Regions from separate parts of the Mus musculus genome. Here region 1 is linked to region 2. A link is a loop called in an ENCODE intact Hi-C map of the cell type or tissue named here. Cell type or tissue: heart. All regions are shown on one strand.

The links. A loop is a pair of places that touch in the nucleus more often than their neighbours do. Peaks named below come from ENCODE experiments on the same cell type or tissue, not always from the same donor. Only the 100,000 strongest peaks of a DNase experiment are listed, where the experiment ranks them.
Region 1: it touches region 2 in a loop (3-fold over the local background); 2 of 42 quality-filtered maps call a loop at or near these places.

The regions. Positions count from the first base shown.
Region 1 is chr15:58,073,623-58,081,622 of GRCm38, forward strand. It overlaps Zhx1 (zinc fingers and homeoboxes 1), which reads right to left and starts at 2,886. Exons shown (of 4, transcript NM_009572.4): 1 at 2,535-2,886. In heart, no CTCF peak of the experiment used is centred here; DNase peaks (open chromatin) are centred at 2,649 and 3,119; H3K4me3 peaks cover 2,848 bases; H3K27ac peaks cover 2,163 bases.
Region 2 is chr15:57,688,583-57,696,582 of GRCm38, forward strand. Zhx2 (zinc fingers and homeoboxes 2) reads left to right here and starts at 6,085. Exons shown (of 4, transcript NM_199449.2): 1 at 6,085-6,422. In heart, CTCF peaks have their summits at 4,647, 5,703 and 7,155; DNase peaks (open chromatin) are centred at 4,669, 5,319, 6,989, 7,569 and 2 weaker places; H3K4me3 peaks cover 3,547 bases; H3K27ac peaks cover 3,134 bases; H3K27me3 peaks cover 1,540 bases.

The DNA of each region.
Region 1 (8,000 bases), 390 kb after region 2:
GAGACGAAGCTACCGATGAGCATCTTCTACACAGACACATTTATGTTTTCAGCCTTAGCATATTTTCAAACCATCTGGTATCTATGTATGCCTCTCTGGTTTGCCAGACTAATCTGTTCAGAAGTGAGTATAACACTAGAGCTATATGCACTGTGGGAAAAGCAAAGAACAGCACATAGTTAAAGTTGGTGTTCCAAATGCTGAGCTATAAGCTGGTTATACCTGACCTGTATGTTTAAAGCATCTCTACCAAAAACATTAAGCTCTTTTGAGAATGTACAAATGGCTCAGGACTGTCATAAGTTACGGAAGTCACTAGGACTCTTGGAGTTTATTTTTTCTCATTTTGTTTGTTTGTTTGTTTCGAGACAGGGTTTCTCTGTGTAGCCCTGGCTGTCCTGGAATTCACTTTTTTAGACCAGGTTGGCCTCGAACTCAGAAATCCGCCTGCCTCTGCCTCCCAAGTGCTAGGATTAAAGGCATGTGCCATCATGCCCGGCTTTTTTCTCATTTTAATCTAAGCAGTCAAATAAAACATATCAAGAGGTAGTTCTATAAAAAAAATCATTGATAAATAAAATACTATAAATTCTATATTAACAAAAATGCCTAAGGGTCAGTGAGGTGTTTGGTCAGTAAAAACATTTACCACCAAGCCTGACAACCTGAGTCTGCTACCCAGAACTCCTGAAAGTTGTCGTCTGACCTCCACATGCAGGCAGTGGGATGTGCACATAACTGCACTCAAACACAAATAAACAAAAATGTAAAAAATTAGTATCTAAGATTGAGATGGTGGTACACACTTGTAATCCCAGCACTGACAAGGAAGAGGCAGGAGGACTGCCATGGCATCAAGGCCAGACTAGGCTATGTTTTGAAACTTCAATTCAAAACAAAATCTAAGATTATGCATTTTACTTTGCCTAAAATTAGTCTGTATACTTTTAAAATGCTTGGAGGATGGAGAGAGAAACTAAGATAAAAAATATTCATGAATGTCCTTTTCCTTATATGCCCTGTTACCCAACTACTGTCCCTGGCAGCACTCAGCCTTTCTTTCCTTCGCTTAAAATCTGGAATCAGAATTGCTTCTTTAGAAATAATCTATGTGCCAGTAGCCTTGTTTGAACAAACTTCTATTAATCCCCACTGCCAGTTTGAAATAATGACTTTTTCAAGGCATTTTAAAAAGAAACAGGTAATTACTACTGCATACAAATTAAAGTGTTAGGACAAAGACTTCTGAAATACAATGACCAGCACCACAAATAGAAAGGTGTACTTGTGTACCCCACAATACACAGTCTTTTCCTGGGGAAGGAGTGGTCCTTCCGGATTTTCATTTGCCATAATATTAATCTCCGAGAGAATTGCTTCTTCGAATTGCATGGAATCCCACCCTAAAAATGTCACAACTTCTCAATCGGCCTTTCTCATAATTTCCTCCTAAATTTTATCTCTTCTTGGTTTGTTTTGGTCTTGTCTTTTAGAGAAGGGTTAGTGACAGAAAAGTACTGTGAGCATTCCTACTTTATCTATGCTTCTTCTCTACATTCAGTTTTCCAATTGCTTTGCCCAGAGTAAGCTAAGGATAGCAAACAGAATCTTATTCTTCCGTTTGGTTCGTTTCTTACTGGTACCTTTGGAGTACCGAAACAAAGAATTCTAAGTCCCTCTCTTGGAACTTCGGTGTAAATACACAAGAAATGAGTCAGGGCTCGGCTTTCCTGCCATCAGACCCCAGTCCTTTTTATTCCCTCCTAGCCAATTCCCTTTAAGCCCCAAGGCTTGGAGTTTCCTCTGGTCCATCGCTCTCCCAAGTCTGCACTCCCGCTCCACTACCTAAGCAGAGACAAGTGTGTTTCCACCCTCTTTAATGAACTTCTCCCCTAAAAGCCTGCTCTTCCTCAAAATATACTTCGCACTATACTTCTTGGGGATGCAACTCCTGAGTCTTCTCTGCTGAGGTTTCCCGTTGCTCCGACCCCAAAGCCAGTGCGCTACAGTCCAGCCGGAGATCCTTGGCTGACTCTTCAGAGGGGGGCTGCGCCGTGTCCCCACGAGGTGGCCTCACGCCTCCGGAGGCCCAACGCTGGAGATCTTCCCCAGGACCCGCACGGTAGTTAGGGTCCGCTGTCCCAGAGACGTCCTTCCCCCCAGGGAGACCGGCTCCCCATCCCCTCTGCGCCCCCAAGTTACTCAGTGCTCTCCCAACCAAGGCGCTGGGGCTTTCCCTCCAAACCCTCCACCCAGAGCTCCGTCCTCGCTCTGACAACCCCCGAGAGAATCCGGGAGCTGCGACTCCGTCCGCCCCGCCGCGGGGCAGGCCCAGTTCCCCCCGGGTCCGATCTTGCGTGCCCCAGCACCGTGGGCTGGGTCCCGAAGAGGGGGGGGGTGTCTGTGTCCCGCTGCTGCCCCGTCCCGTGTCGCGCCAGCGCCCGCGCCTCTCGGCTTCCCTACCCGCCGCGAGTTCCTGCTCGGGTTCCACCCGCAACCGCGAGGCCCAGTCCCCAGCCCGCTCGCGCAGCTACCTGCAGGGGCCGCCTCGCCTCAGCGCCTCGCCGCCGCCATCTTGCATTTCAGAGCGACTGCACTTTTCAGGGAGTCAACTCTGACCCGTGAACCCTAACCCCGGAACCACTCGGAGGGCCCTCGCGCGAGGGGGCCCCCCACGGAGCTCTGCAGCCCGGCAGAAGCGCCGAGAGGCCAGGCCAGGGTGCGAGAGAGACTCCGCTCCCTGAACCCACAAGGGCCGCGAGGAGGAGCCAGCCGAGGCGGGGACGAGCCGGGCACCCCACTCGAGGACTCCGCCGCTCCTCTGGGATGCGACCCAGGCCGCTCCTCTAGAACCGGGCGCTGCGGGAGGTGTGCGCCGCCCCGCCCTCTGTCAGGGAGAGTCACGCCCCCTGTCAGGAGGGGGCCACGCCTCTGTCACTAGAAGCCACGCCCCGTCGCGAGAAGCTCCTCCTCCAGGGCCTGCGAGGCTCCGCCCCGTTCAAGCGATTGCTCGGCCAGCGGTCGTCAGAAGTCGGACCCCGCCTCCCGCGACCTCGGTCGCTTTCTTCCCTTGAAACTGCCTAGGTCCTCCGAAACCAACCCCATCTCTCCCGGAGCCGGCGTCCTAAGGCCCCGCCCCTCCCTAAGCCACGCCCACTGTCACTCTCGGCTCCTCCTTGGCAGCGCCCTCTGGATGCCAGCCGCGCCCCCACCCGCTGTCAACAGTCCCGCGCTCCTGTCAGCCGCTGCTCCGCCTCTTCCTAGCCCGAGTCCAGCAGGAGCCCCGTAGTTCCAGCTTTGGACGGGAAAAGTTAAGTGTGGCCCCACTTGGAGCCTCCCGCCTCTGCTTCCTGCTGCCGTCCCTCTTTCCCCGGAGAGCCACTGACTGAAGCCGAGCTCTCCGCAGTGGGCACCAGCCCCGCAGCGCGGCCAGCCGAGGACCTCAGCGTCTTCCCCACCTCTGCCCTTCAGCCCTCTCGTCATTGTTCCATTGAATATAACAAACGAGGGCGAAAGGAAACCACTCCGAGTGTTCGCTCCTGTACTCGCCGCTCCGGACGGACGTAAGAGAACTCTTTGGCGCCTGGATGTTTAGTCCCCACCCCCATTCCAGTCATGGACCCTTTTGTGTTTTGATAGCAGAGCTCCACCAAGCCACACCAGCCCGAAAATTTGCACTCTGCATTTACATGAAGGGAAGACCTGGCTGCTGATATCAACGTGCACAATATTTAGTTGCATCCTAAAATTCTAAAACTTGTGTATGCTGAGGCTTAATGGTCTCACCAGCAGAGGAACCCAACCCTGTCCCACTCTCGGCCCATTCTTAAAACAAAAATTAATAGCGCTCAAGCCCCTTGAAACTAAATTCAGAATGCAAACTACTTATACAAAGAATTTAAGAAATCAGTGTAGTTTTTAATAGAAAGTGGTTTAATGGAAAGTATTTATAATACAGTACTAACATCAGTAAAATAAAACAATGCATTCTCCACAATGTATTTAATACACAATGTGTTTAAATACACAATGTATTTATGTATCCCTCATAAGAAAAATACAAGACAAAAAGTTACACACACACACACCAGTTTATGCTCACCCCAAAGACAGTTCCAGGTCCACTGAGAATCCCAGTTTAGGATTTAACTCTGAACAAAGAAAATATTTTAAATTCAGATATTCAACCTTTTGTTCATGCATTCAACCATTTGCTTTTTGAGGACCACATGTGCCGGACACTAAAGGAGATGTAAAACTGAGTAAGGCCATCCTGTTGTCCGTTGGTATCTAAAAGGGATTGTTCTGGAACCCTCCATGATACCCAAATAGAGTGTTGTTCAAGTCCCTTAAATAAACTGGTATGGAATTTGCATATAATCTGTGCACATGCCCCGATGGAATTTACCTCATCTCTATTAGGATGATGTAGACACCAGGCAAAGAGCTGCTGTACTGTAACTGTTTAACATACCGAGACAAGAAAAAAAGTTGACTCGTTCAGCAGAGATGCATGATTTTTTTTTTCCTGAACATTTTGATCCACAGTTGGTTGAATCATAGATGTGGAAGCCATGGATCCGGAAGGCTCTGTTCTGTCTTCCAGGATCTTACAGACTAGATGCTAGGCAAAAACACATGCTCATAGAATACATCAAAGTGAAAATTGAGGAGAATCTGAAGTGGCTGAGGCATATGGACTTCGCTTTCTAGCTCTCTCTCTCTCTCTCTCTCTCTGTTTCCCTTTTCTTATTCCTCCTTTTTAGCACTAGTTTATAGTCTTATCCCTCTCTCTCTAAAGCAGCCAGCCTGTTTCACTCCCCAAAGCCTCCCAATTTAAGGTCACTCCCACAGGGCATTTCTGTCCAGGAAAACAATTTCAATAGCACAGTGCTGGGAACAGTATCCCTGGCTGAAGTGCTGCCAATTATCTGGCATCCTTGCACAAAGCAAGACTGTTACCAGCACTTGAGAGAGAGAGAGAGAGAGAGAGAGAGAGAGAGAGAGAGAGAGAGAGAGAACGTTGCAGACTTAAGCAATATGCATATATGTTTCCCATAGCAGATTGTGCCAGCCCACATAAATCTGTTTAGAGACCACGCTTACAGGGTAACTTGTTTCTATTAAAATAAACTCATTTATAAAAATTGTAAATATGACTGATTTTAACAGCTGCGCAGCTCCAGAAGTGAGTTTTAACCGCGGATTGGCACAGTGAGAAGCCTAGAGTTTTTATGCACAAACTTGGCGGCTTGTCATCCCCAGACGAGCATGACAAGACTTCAGCCCTGTTAGAGATGAGAAGTCGTTCAGTAGGGTTCTAAAAAGCACAGCGCTTTTGCTCTTCAGAGCCCACCCCACCTTTGGAACACTGAAGAGAGTGTTGGGAGAAAATGAAGCCCTTGGAATAAAAAGTGGTAAACGCCAGCCTGGTCTGAGGAACAGACTTCCAGCAGCTCTGTTTGTAGGCACGTCCCTCTGTTGTTCTTTTTCTTCTTTCTACCCTTGGGGGGGGGCAGTTTTTAAAACATGATACCATAAAACAGACCAAAAATACATCAAACTAAGACACTTTAAACATTTGACTATAGTTAGGGGAGCTTGAGAAATATGCCCTAATGGAAAGGTCCCACAATTCTCTGATGGCTAGTTCAGAGGGTGAACAACAACAACAAAAGATGATCATTCTAAATGTTGTTCCCCCAAACAAGCTTTCAAAGTCAGCTTTAGGACAAGTCCTTTCCTGTTCCTCTAACTGCACGTTCCATGTAAATAATAAACGTATGGTAATGGCTGGAGAAATGAGTACTGTGCTCCTCCTGACAGTTATAAAAATCCTCCCCCTGCCCCACTCCTTTCTCTAGCACAGAAGTATAGCTGGGAACCCAGGACAAGAAAATCTAACTTCTGCATATGGAGTTGAAGAGTAACATATTGTTAGGCTTTATAACTGAATCATGGTGCCACCTAGGTTGGTCTACCTATTAGGGTATAAATTTATTTCTACAAAAAAAAAAAAAAGTCTACACTAAACAGTCTGGAAAACACAAAACAGCAGTGTGTGTGTGTGTGTGTGTGTGTGTGTGTGTGTGTGTGTGTGTGTGTTTATCTCACTATGTAGCACAGCTGTCCTTGAACTCACTTTGTAAACTAGGCTGGCCTTGAGCTCACAGAGATGCAGCTGCTTCTGTCTCCTGAGTGCTGGAATTAAATGTGTATGCTACTACCCCTTGTTTCAAAAAGAATGACTTTTTAAAAAACATTATAGGCCTGGAGAGATGGCTCAGCAGTTAAGAGCACTGTCTGCTCTTCCAGAAGATCCTGAGTTCAATTCCCAGCAACCACATGGTGGCTCACAACCATCTGTAATAGAATCTGATGCCCCCTTCTGGCGTGTCTGAAGACAGCTGCAGTATACTCATATACATAAAATAAATAAGTCTTTAAAAATAAAAGGGCATTATAATAATACACATGAGAGCAAGAAAAAGAAGAAAGAAACTGCACTCCACATCACTTAATATGGTATTAAATCTCCTTTCTTAGCCAACTAATAATTTTTAATTTATTTATTCACTTAATTTACAACCCAATATTAGCCCTTCTTCTCCCCTCACACAAGTCCTCCCCCTATCCTACATTCCTCTCTGGGTGTCACCCCCTCATTCCCACTCTCTCACTCCCCAACCCCTGGTGCATCCTCTTCCACTGAGGCTAGACAAGGTGGACCATTTAGGGGAATGGGATCCACAGGCAGGCAGGCAGGCAGGCAACAGGTTGTGAGCCACCATGTAGTTGCCGGGAATTGAACTCAGGACCTTCGGAAGAACAGTCAGTGCTCTTAACCACTGAGCCATCTCTCCAGCCCCTGGGTCAAAGGTTTTATGTTGGATTGCTGTCCTTATTCTTTCACTGGGAGTCCCAGGATCCCAGGATCCCTATCTCTTACTTCTAGGAGTTTCAGCTAGAGTCATCTCCATAGACCTTTTGGGGGCCTCTCCCTATCACAGGTCTCTGGCACAATCCTGAACCATAAAAGAACCTCTGGAGGCCAACTGCTAATTTAAGGTCAAGAACTAAGCTTTCTTCCTGCCTTCCTGCAGTATATTCTTTTTAATCAAAAATTTTAGAGCTAGGCCATGGTAGCCCATGCCTGTGATTCCAGCCTGGTCTCCAGAGTAAGGACCAGCCTGCACTCTGTCTTTAAAAGAAAATATTTAAAGGTTAGGACACAGATAGCAGACAATTAGGAAAGCAATATGTAAGCTAGGAAATACAACGTTTCACTGTCTCACAGTCTTAGCAGAAGATGCTAATTAGCAGTCATTAAACTTTAGCATGCATGAATATTACTAGAGTACTTTACTTAAAAATAGGTGGTCAGGTCCATCCCACTCCTGGTAGGAAATGCAAATTTAGTGGCTATCAGATGCAGTTGTGAATCTGCTTTGGACATGCAGCTGTGGCAACTTTTACATAATTGAACTTAAGGCTTTGTGTTAACAAATATTGGCCTAGGGGCTAAAGAGATAAGATAGCATAGTGATTAAGAGCACTGAAGAATGAAGGCTCTGAGCTTCATTCTCAGCACCCATGTGGTGGCTCAAAACCATCTGTGACTCCAGATCCTGGGGATCCGATGCCTTCTTCTGGCCTCCACGGGCACCAGGCAGACCCATGACATTACAGATATCATGCAGGCAAAAACACTCATACACATAAAGTAACAACAGCAATAATAATATTAAAGAAAGATCGATCTAAATGCCCATGATTAATTGAACAGTTACTGTGTTCTTGTAGAACTATCTGAAGAATACACAATACAAAAAGGCACTGTCTCTGAGTAGAAAAATCCATTCCTAAAACTGTCAAGAGACATGGGGGTCAACATGGGAAAGGAAATTCAGCTTGTTGCTAAAACCTTTCAGCTATATAGGCTTGCATCTCCCATGAAATCTCACAGCTTGATAAACTCTGGATGTTTTTGATGTGTTTTC
Region 2 (8,000 bases):
GTCTTCCCACAATGCTCAGGCATGCTGATCTATCTTAGCTCCTTTGCATATCTACTGAATACATAGTTCTGTTGCTGTATGTTAGCTGCAGGTTCTGTTTGCAAGCAAATCTGTAGGGGTGTGAACACCAGACAGAAGTTGGGAGGCTTGGGGTCTAGACTTGGCAGCATTACCAAGAACCTCAGTCTGTGCACCTATAAAATGAGCGTGTTAGCAAGACAGAAAGAGGCACCAAAGGACCAGTACAGAGCTATTGTTCTCATGCTGGAGATCTGGGTGAGGACTGCCTATCTGTACATTGTCTCACCAAACACACAGCCCCCACAGCCCAGAAGCAGGTGGGTGGGGTGGGAGAACAGCCCTTGTGAATCCATTCCAAGTAAGCAGAAGATGTAGTGGTTGATGTGTTTATGTTCTGGAGATCAAACCCAGAGCCCCACCACCTGAGGCAAGTACTCTATCAGTGAGCTACATCTGCAGCCCCAGAAACTGGTTGCTCTTGAATAACAGTGGTTCACTTCATTCATTCATTCATGCATTCATTCATTCATTCAATAGTAACTTGGGAATCCATCCTGGGCACTGAGAGCAATTCTGATTTCTAGGGTTCTTTACACTGAACTAAATAAAGTTCCTGCAGGTATGAACCTTAGATTCTTGTAGGGATACAAATGAATAAATGAATCAATAAGTAGATAACAGGAAGCCACTCTTCCTGGTGGTAATTGTATCCACACTTCTACAAAAAAAAAAAAAAAAAAAAAAAAAAAAAAAAAAAAAAACCAAAAACAAAAACATGTCTCTCCTAAAGGCTATTCTTAGGGCAAAAACAAGTGGCCAGCTAGATATAATGGCACAGAAACAAAAGGATGCAAAGTTCAAGGCCGGATATAGCTACATGGTGAGACCCTGCCCCCCACCCCCAACAAATACACACACACACACACACACACACACACACACACACACACATACACACACGGAAGGTAAAACCATTTGCTGTGCGAGTAAGGCTGATCAGCTGAGTTCAGTCCCTAGAACCCACATAAGAATCTGGATGTGGAGATCTGCATCTATAAAACAGGAGGCAAAGACAGAACAAGCCAGAAACTCACAGGTCAGTTAATCTGGAGTCTTGGGCAACATCAGAAACAAGAGAAGCCCAGCCTTAAAAACAATGTAGAAGGTGTATGCGTGCACACACACACACACACACACACACACACACACACACTAATAATTATAATAACAACAACAATTTTTAAATAAAAGTTTGGATTTAAGTCATAGTTCTAAACTTAGTCCATGAGTTTAAACTAATTACTATCATTATCTTTACAAGCCTTCAACGGCATCCTCTATAACCTGATGATCATGGCTGCTCTGCCTCCCTTGTAAGGTTGACTCAAGGTCCAAGCCAGCCAGTAAAGTCAAACAGATAATAACCTCTGACTTTCTCCACTTACAAACTTTTGGTTGTACACTCTAAGCAAGTTCAAGTTGCTACTAAGTCAGGCTTGTGTTATCAAGTTGGAAACACTGTCAGTCTCAGCTCGTGCCCAAGAGCACTGTGGGATTCCTTTCAACACACTGTACAGTGAATATCGCCCTTTCCTAGCATAGGCATTGAGAAGAGGTTGGTGGTCTCTCATTCTTGGCTCTGAAGACACAGGGCAAAAGTTGGAGTTCAGGGTCTAATATTAGCTGGAATTGCTGTGTGACCTTGGAGAAGTTTCTCTCCTTCTAAAGATCTGTCTTGTATGTTATGTGTATGGTTTTTTTAACATGTGTGTGCACTGTGTGTGCCTGCTACCTACAGAGATGAGAAGAGAGCATCCAGGAACTGGAGTCACAGATTAGTGTGAGCTGCCAAGTGGGTGCTGGAAATCAAACCTGGATCCTCTAGAAGAGCAGCCAGTGCTCTTAACTGCTAACCCATCTCTCCAGACCCCTGGGGACATTTCTTAACCTTCCTGATCCTTAAATTCTTGTCATCAATACAGTGGGGAAATCGTGATTGCAATCGAAGGGAGTCTAAGGATTTGATAAGCAATGCCTAGCGCCCAGTAAGTCCTGTTGCTATTAAGGAAGACAGTCCCCAGAAGCAGTAAGGCTGCTCCTGCTGAGGTGGGGCTGGGTAGGATTATTAATTCTGCCTCTGGATTCTAAGGAACTCACAAAGCTTAGTTTCTTCCACTTGCCTGTGCAAGTTACTACAGCTCTCTGTGCCTCTTCATCTGTGCAGTGAGGATGGGGCACACACCATCAACAAAGCTTATAAATAACATGAGGTCCAGAGACTCTGGAATCCGCACACACACACACACACACACACACACACACACTCACACACACTCAAGAGCCTTTCATGAAATCCTCAAAGTCAAATTTATTTTCATGAAGCTGGAATTTTGCTTGCCCTTTTGACTCTTTTTCTCTCACTGGTGTCAGCAGACTGCATGACATGTTGGGACATTGCTTTGCAGTGCCTGATGGGAAGCATGTCTGACAATTGTTTTGTATTTCTCTCTCTCTCTCTCTCTCTCTCTCTCTCTCTCTCTCTCTCTCTCTCTCTCTCTCCCCCTCCCTCCCTCCCTCCCTCCCTCCCTTCCTTCCTTCCTTCCTTCCTTGCTTCCTTCCGTCCTTCCTTTTTTGGAGGAAAAATAAGCAGACCTGGAAAAAAAATGTGTTAAGAGAAATGAGCCAGAGTCAGAAAGACAAATGTGAATGTTTTCTCATATACAGAATCTAGATTTTTTTAAGAACATGAAAGTAGAAGGTGGAGCTGGCAAGATGGCTCAGTAGATGAAGACACTTGCCACCAGTTATATGAGAGTCATGGCACACAGACTCTGAGCACACAGACATTAGATAGATAGATAGATAGATAGATAGATAGATAGATAGATAGATAGATAGATAGACGGATGGATAGATAGATAGACAGACAGATAGGGTCTGGGAAGGGAACCAGCAGGTGATGAAGATTGTGGCGAGGGATAAATATGATCAAAATAGTGTGTGTGTGTGTGTATGTGTGTGTGTGTGTGTGTGTGTGTGTGCGCGCACACACACACACATGGGGGGGAGCGCAGGCACACATGTGTGCATGCGCACAGGTACTCAAGGAGGCCAAACCGGGGGAACAGATCTCCTATAATAGTTACAGGCATAGTTTCCTGCAGTCTGTGAACTGTCCAGTGTGAGTGCTAAGAACTAAATCCCATCCTCTGTGTGCTCTTAACCTCTAAGAGCCTCCTTTTACTGTTTTTGCTTCGGCACTGAGAATCCAATGCCTATTAAATTTTGGACCATTTAAAGACGTTACAGCACAGAAGCCCTCACCCCTCCCATCTCTGGGAGATGTGCACCCTGAAGGTACAGATCCTTCTGGGGTCACTGGCTTCCCTCACCCTGGCTTTCCCCATGCTATCTATATACAACCTGTTACTCAGCTGGAAGCAGGTGGCAAGGAAAGTCTCTCTTATAGAGACTCTTCCTAAGTGATTGCTCATCAAGAGGAAGTGGAGCCTCAAAATAGGAATTGCTTCTTTAAGGTTTCGGCAATTTCCATGGAAACAGCATGCTGAGTATACCTAATTTTAAAGGGCTGGGGGTGTTGGTGGAATGACCTGGAAGGGCATGCATAACAAGATAAATGGCGAGAAGTGTTGAGCTGGTGACAAGTTTATTGTTTGTCTGTTTGTCCTTTCACTATTCTGGCACACCCTTAAGTAGGGTGTCTTAGTTACTATTGGTGTTGAGATGGTAAAACGCTATGACCAAAAGCAATCGAGAGGTTAAAGGGTCTATTAGGCTTATAGGTTAAAGTCCATCATCAAGGGAAGGGAAGGCAGGATCTAAAGACACGCCCTGGAAGCAGAAACTGAAGCACAAGGCATAAGGGCTAGCTTGCTCAGCTTGCTTTCTTATACCACCTGACCCGGAGTAGACTGCTCCTGCTCACACATCAACCAAGAAAATGCCCCATAGATATGCACCACAGGCCAATTTTGTGTAGGGAATTCTTCAATTGAGGTTGCCTCTTCCCAGGTGACCCTAGATTGTGTAGAGTTGACAAAAAAAATCACCAAACTCAGTTAAAGATCCCCAAATACTGGTGTTGGATAAAAGTTGACAAGACTCTCAGATCATAGGTATCAGATGAGTCTGAGAAAGTCAGGGCACGATCCGGATTATAGTCACCAACAAAGATCTGAATGGAATCCTCCTAAGAACCCCGTCGGATTTTGTCTCTCGTAAGAAAGGAAGCACTAAAGCCAGTCCACAGTCAGAATCCGGTTTTCTGGGCTTTTAAACCTATCTAGGAAGAAAAAGACAGACGGACAAAGACGAGTGGGGGGCAGGGAGAAGAGAGAGGCAACCCCTCCACCCTCAGTTAGCAATAACCCAACTAAAGCTGGAAGGCAAGTAAGAAATTTAGCATGCGCGCTGATTTAATCTTAAATAGAAAAAAAAAAAACCTAATACGAAAGAAAAATGCCAGCAGAGGCTCCCTAGAGCCGTGACCATCCATCAGCCCCCAAAACCAGTCTTCCTCTAGACTAAGTCATCGCCATTGGCCACCCCGCAGTACACAGCCACCTGTTGCTGTCCTGGCGCCCCGAGCGGAGTCGCAAGCGGCCGCTAGAGTTCGTTCTAATTCCCCGGAGCAGAGCTGGCTGGGAAGCCGGAATGCGATGCGCCTGCTAATCCGCAGGATGGGAGGCAATTCCGCAGTCTTCAAGTCCCAAGCCCTCTGTTTTCTCCAGTAACTCCTAGTGTCAAATCTGGGTCCCAGAGTTAGCCTCCACCCCCTACGGTGGGCTCCAAGAGCGCTCACACCCAACAAATTCCCAAACGCCCCCAGAATCTGCGAAGGGGGAAAGGGTCTCTGAGAGCAAGAATGCACAACGCTGACAGGTTGCTAGGTCCGTCATCTTCCCTCGGATGCTCCCTTAGAGAATTTTAACCTTGCGTGATCGCCGGAGCACAGCAGCCGGGTCTCTAGTTCACGGTTCCCAGGGCTGCAAAGGGCAGACACCACACACACACACACACACACACACACACACACACACACACACACGCACGCACGCAGATGGAGGGCTCGTTTGGAGACCCCTCTCGCCGGGAACGCGGCTGTCCCAGCTCCGAAAATGACCCGTCTCGCTTCTGGGGGACTCCAGTGTGCGCGCTGCAGGCGTGTGCATTTTCCCGAAGCTGAGAATCGCTGTGAATTCGGGCCACACAAGTTTGAGTCAGCTCCCCGGGTGTCTTTGTTTGTTTATGGGTTTGGAGGGAAAAAGTTTGAAGATCTTTAACCAGACTGAGCTCAGGCGCAAGCGGAAATCCCCAGCAAAAGTGATCTAACTTCAAGTGGTTATGTAAGTGGGGCGCCTTCTTCCCCGCCCTATTCCCAAGCCCTCTCATTACTATTCCGGGAGTAAAACGCATCTCGATTTAAAAAAAAAAAAAAAAGAAAGAAAAAAGTTTTAAAGTATGTTGTTATTTTCTTTTGCCAGAAGGCGGGCGAAACTCAAGCAGAGCCCAGGGCGCGTGACGACCCCACCCGCGTTCTGCCCCCACGCACTGCAGAAGGACCTGGAGTCTGGGGTGTTGCTGGCGCCGGGCAAGCCCTAGCGCCCTGCGGTCTCACGGTCCGCCACTCCACGTGGTGAGGATCAACAGTTTGTTGAGCTCATCAGTGACACCTTGAACTTTTCATAAAGAAAATGGGTATTGCACCGAGAGGGTTTGGCCGCGGCAGCGCGCCGGGTCGTGCTCAATAGTCAATGATCTCGCTTGCGCCTCCCCCACCTCTTCCCGCAAAAATTCCAATGAGTCCGTTACTGGACTCAGACTTTTAAGCACTCCCCCCCCCCCAACACCCGGGATGACCACTCATCTGAGCCTTTAGGGGCAGCCTCCCCCCACCAGCAACTCCCTCCTAAAAATGACATTTTGCCGAAGTCTGCGGGGGGGCCTGAATTTCACTTTGTAACTTTCTGCGGAACCCGAGCCCGGGTGGCAGCTCCGGTGGTGGTATCGTATGCAAATACGCATGCTGACGTTACAGATCATGTGGGTTTTGGCGTAGATTCCCCACTGATCGAGGCATTTTCCCCCTTTTTTTCTTTTTTCTTTTCTTTTTTTTTTCTTTTTCTTTTCTTTTTTTTTTTCTTTTAAAAAATTCGATCAACCGTTCTCCGTACCGGGGCTTTTTTCTGTCTATCTGTCTGTCTGTCTGTCTGCCAGGCTGGCTTTCCCCCACCACCACCTCTTTCCCACGGAGCCCGAGTCGGGCGCCGGGTGGGGAGTGGGGAGTGGGTGGGGGGAGCCAGCAGAGTTCCATTTTGGAACGCCCGTGCCTCGTCTCCGCGTTCCCAGCCCGGGTCCCCGCGTTCGCAGCCCCGGCGCAGGTAAGAAACTTCGCCCCGGCGCGGAGCACCCGCAGCGGGCACCGCCAGCCCGGAGCCCGACACGCCGGGCGCCCGCCACTCCAGCCCAACTTTCCCACCGCCGCCGCCGCTCCCGAAAATGTGTTGTTAATGGGACTTGGCCGGGTTAGGAATGGGGGTGCGCGGGAGGGGGGTGTTCAGGCTTTTTTTTTCTTCTTTTTTTTTTTTTTTTTTTGAGGGTGGGAGGAAATCCGCGGTTTCGGGGAGAGGAGTACGGAGATTTTTTTTTTTTTTATGAAATAGTTTTGATTACAAGTTTGGATAAATGGAAGCCAGACCGAGGAGGAGGAGGAAAAACATGTCTACGTTTCCCTATGTCGACATAAGCCACAAAAAAATATGGCGTCCGCTTTCGACAGGGCGTTACGTAGACTCGACTCTGTTTTTTATTTATTTATTTTGTGGCCGGCTTCCTGCCTTCTTGGCCAAACTGCGGCGCTTTGTGCAAACCGGGCAGGTCCCGCGGGGACTCCACCGGGACGTGGCCCCGTCTCGGCGCTTTTTGGAAGCCTGGGGGCTGCGTGTGGCTGCACCCCTCCCTCCCCCGCTCTCCCCTCTGCTCCCCTCTCCTGGTGACGATTCGCCGTAATGTGGTGGCAGGAAGCATGACGCCGTGTTGAGGCTGCCTCTCCTCGCGTCGCTCCCGGTGGCTGCAGGCGGCCGGCGCGCAGCGCGGCGCGGGCGGCGGGCGAGGGACCTGCGGGCAGGGCCTGAGTGCGGCGCTGTGCCCACGCCCCGCTCAGGTGCGCGGGGAGGGGGATGCGGGGGACGCGCGGACCCCGGGGGCCCTGCTGTCCCTGGCCTGCCGGGACCAGCCGGAACCCGGGTCTCCCGCCTAAGTGGCCGTGGCGTTTTCCAGTCTGCCCCACAAGAGGTTAAGCATTGCTGGCTGGCGTTGGAGCGTCTTTGTGGCTTCCCCCAGGACTTGGGATCCTGAGCTTTGCAAACTTGCCCTTTCCCTAGCAGCTTTGCAGGAGACCAACAAGCTCGGAAAGTTGGAAAACAGGAGCATCACAGGAACGTCCCTTTGGCCCCCTAGCTGTACTGTGCTCTGAAGGTGGTGGAGGAGGATGAGGAGAGCTTATCCAACGGGGTGGGTGGAGGAGACCTGTCGCGGCAGCCAAGTCGTGATTTGCCCAGACTTCCACCTGATTGATTGGCTTCAAAGCTAGTGGGGTCTCTGTGTTCCACTGTTCCGCGAAGGCCTTTTGTTGGGGGCGGGGAGGAGGAGGAAACACCCCTCCCTCTTCAGAGTCAAGGCTCAGCTGGGGCCCCAGGCATCACTGTCCTTTAAAGCCCAGCGTTCTCCATTTGCTGCTCTCTGAAGATCTCTTTCTTTCTGGAAGTGAACAGCTCCTCAATTTTCAGGCCAGCTCCCTGTTGAAGCAGGATATAGGAGACTGGAATGCCTCTCTGTGACCCTCTAAGCTCTTGGACTTCCCACAACAATTCTCTTAAAACATACTCTCTCGGTTTTTTGGCTGCTCTAAGAGTAGAGCAGAATTTAATGCCATGGAAGTGAAGAGAGGCTGAGCGCTC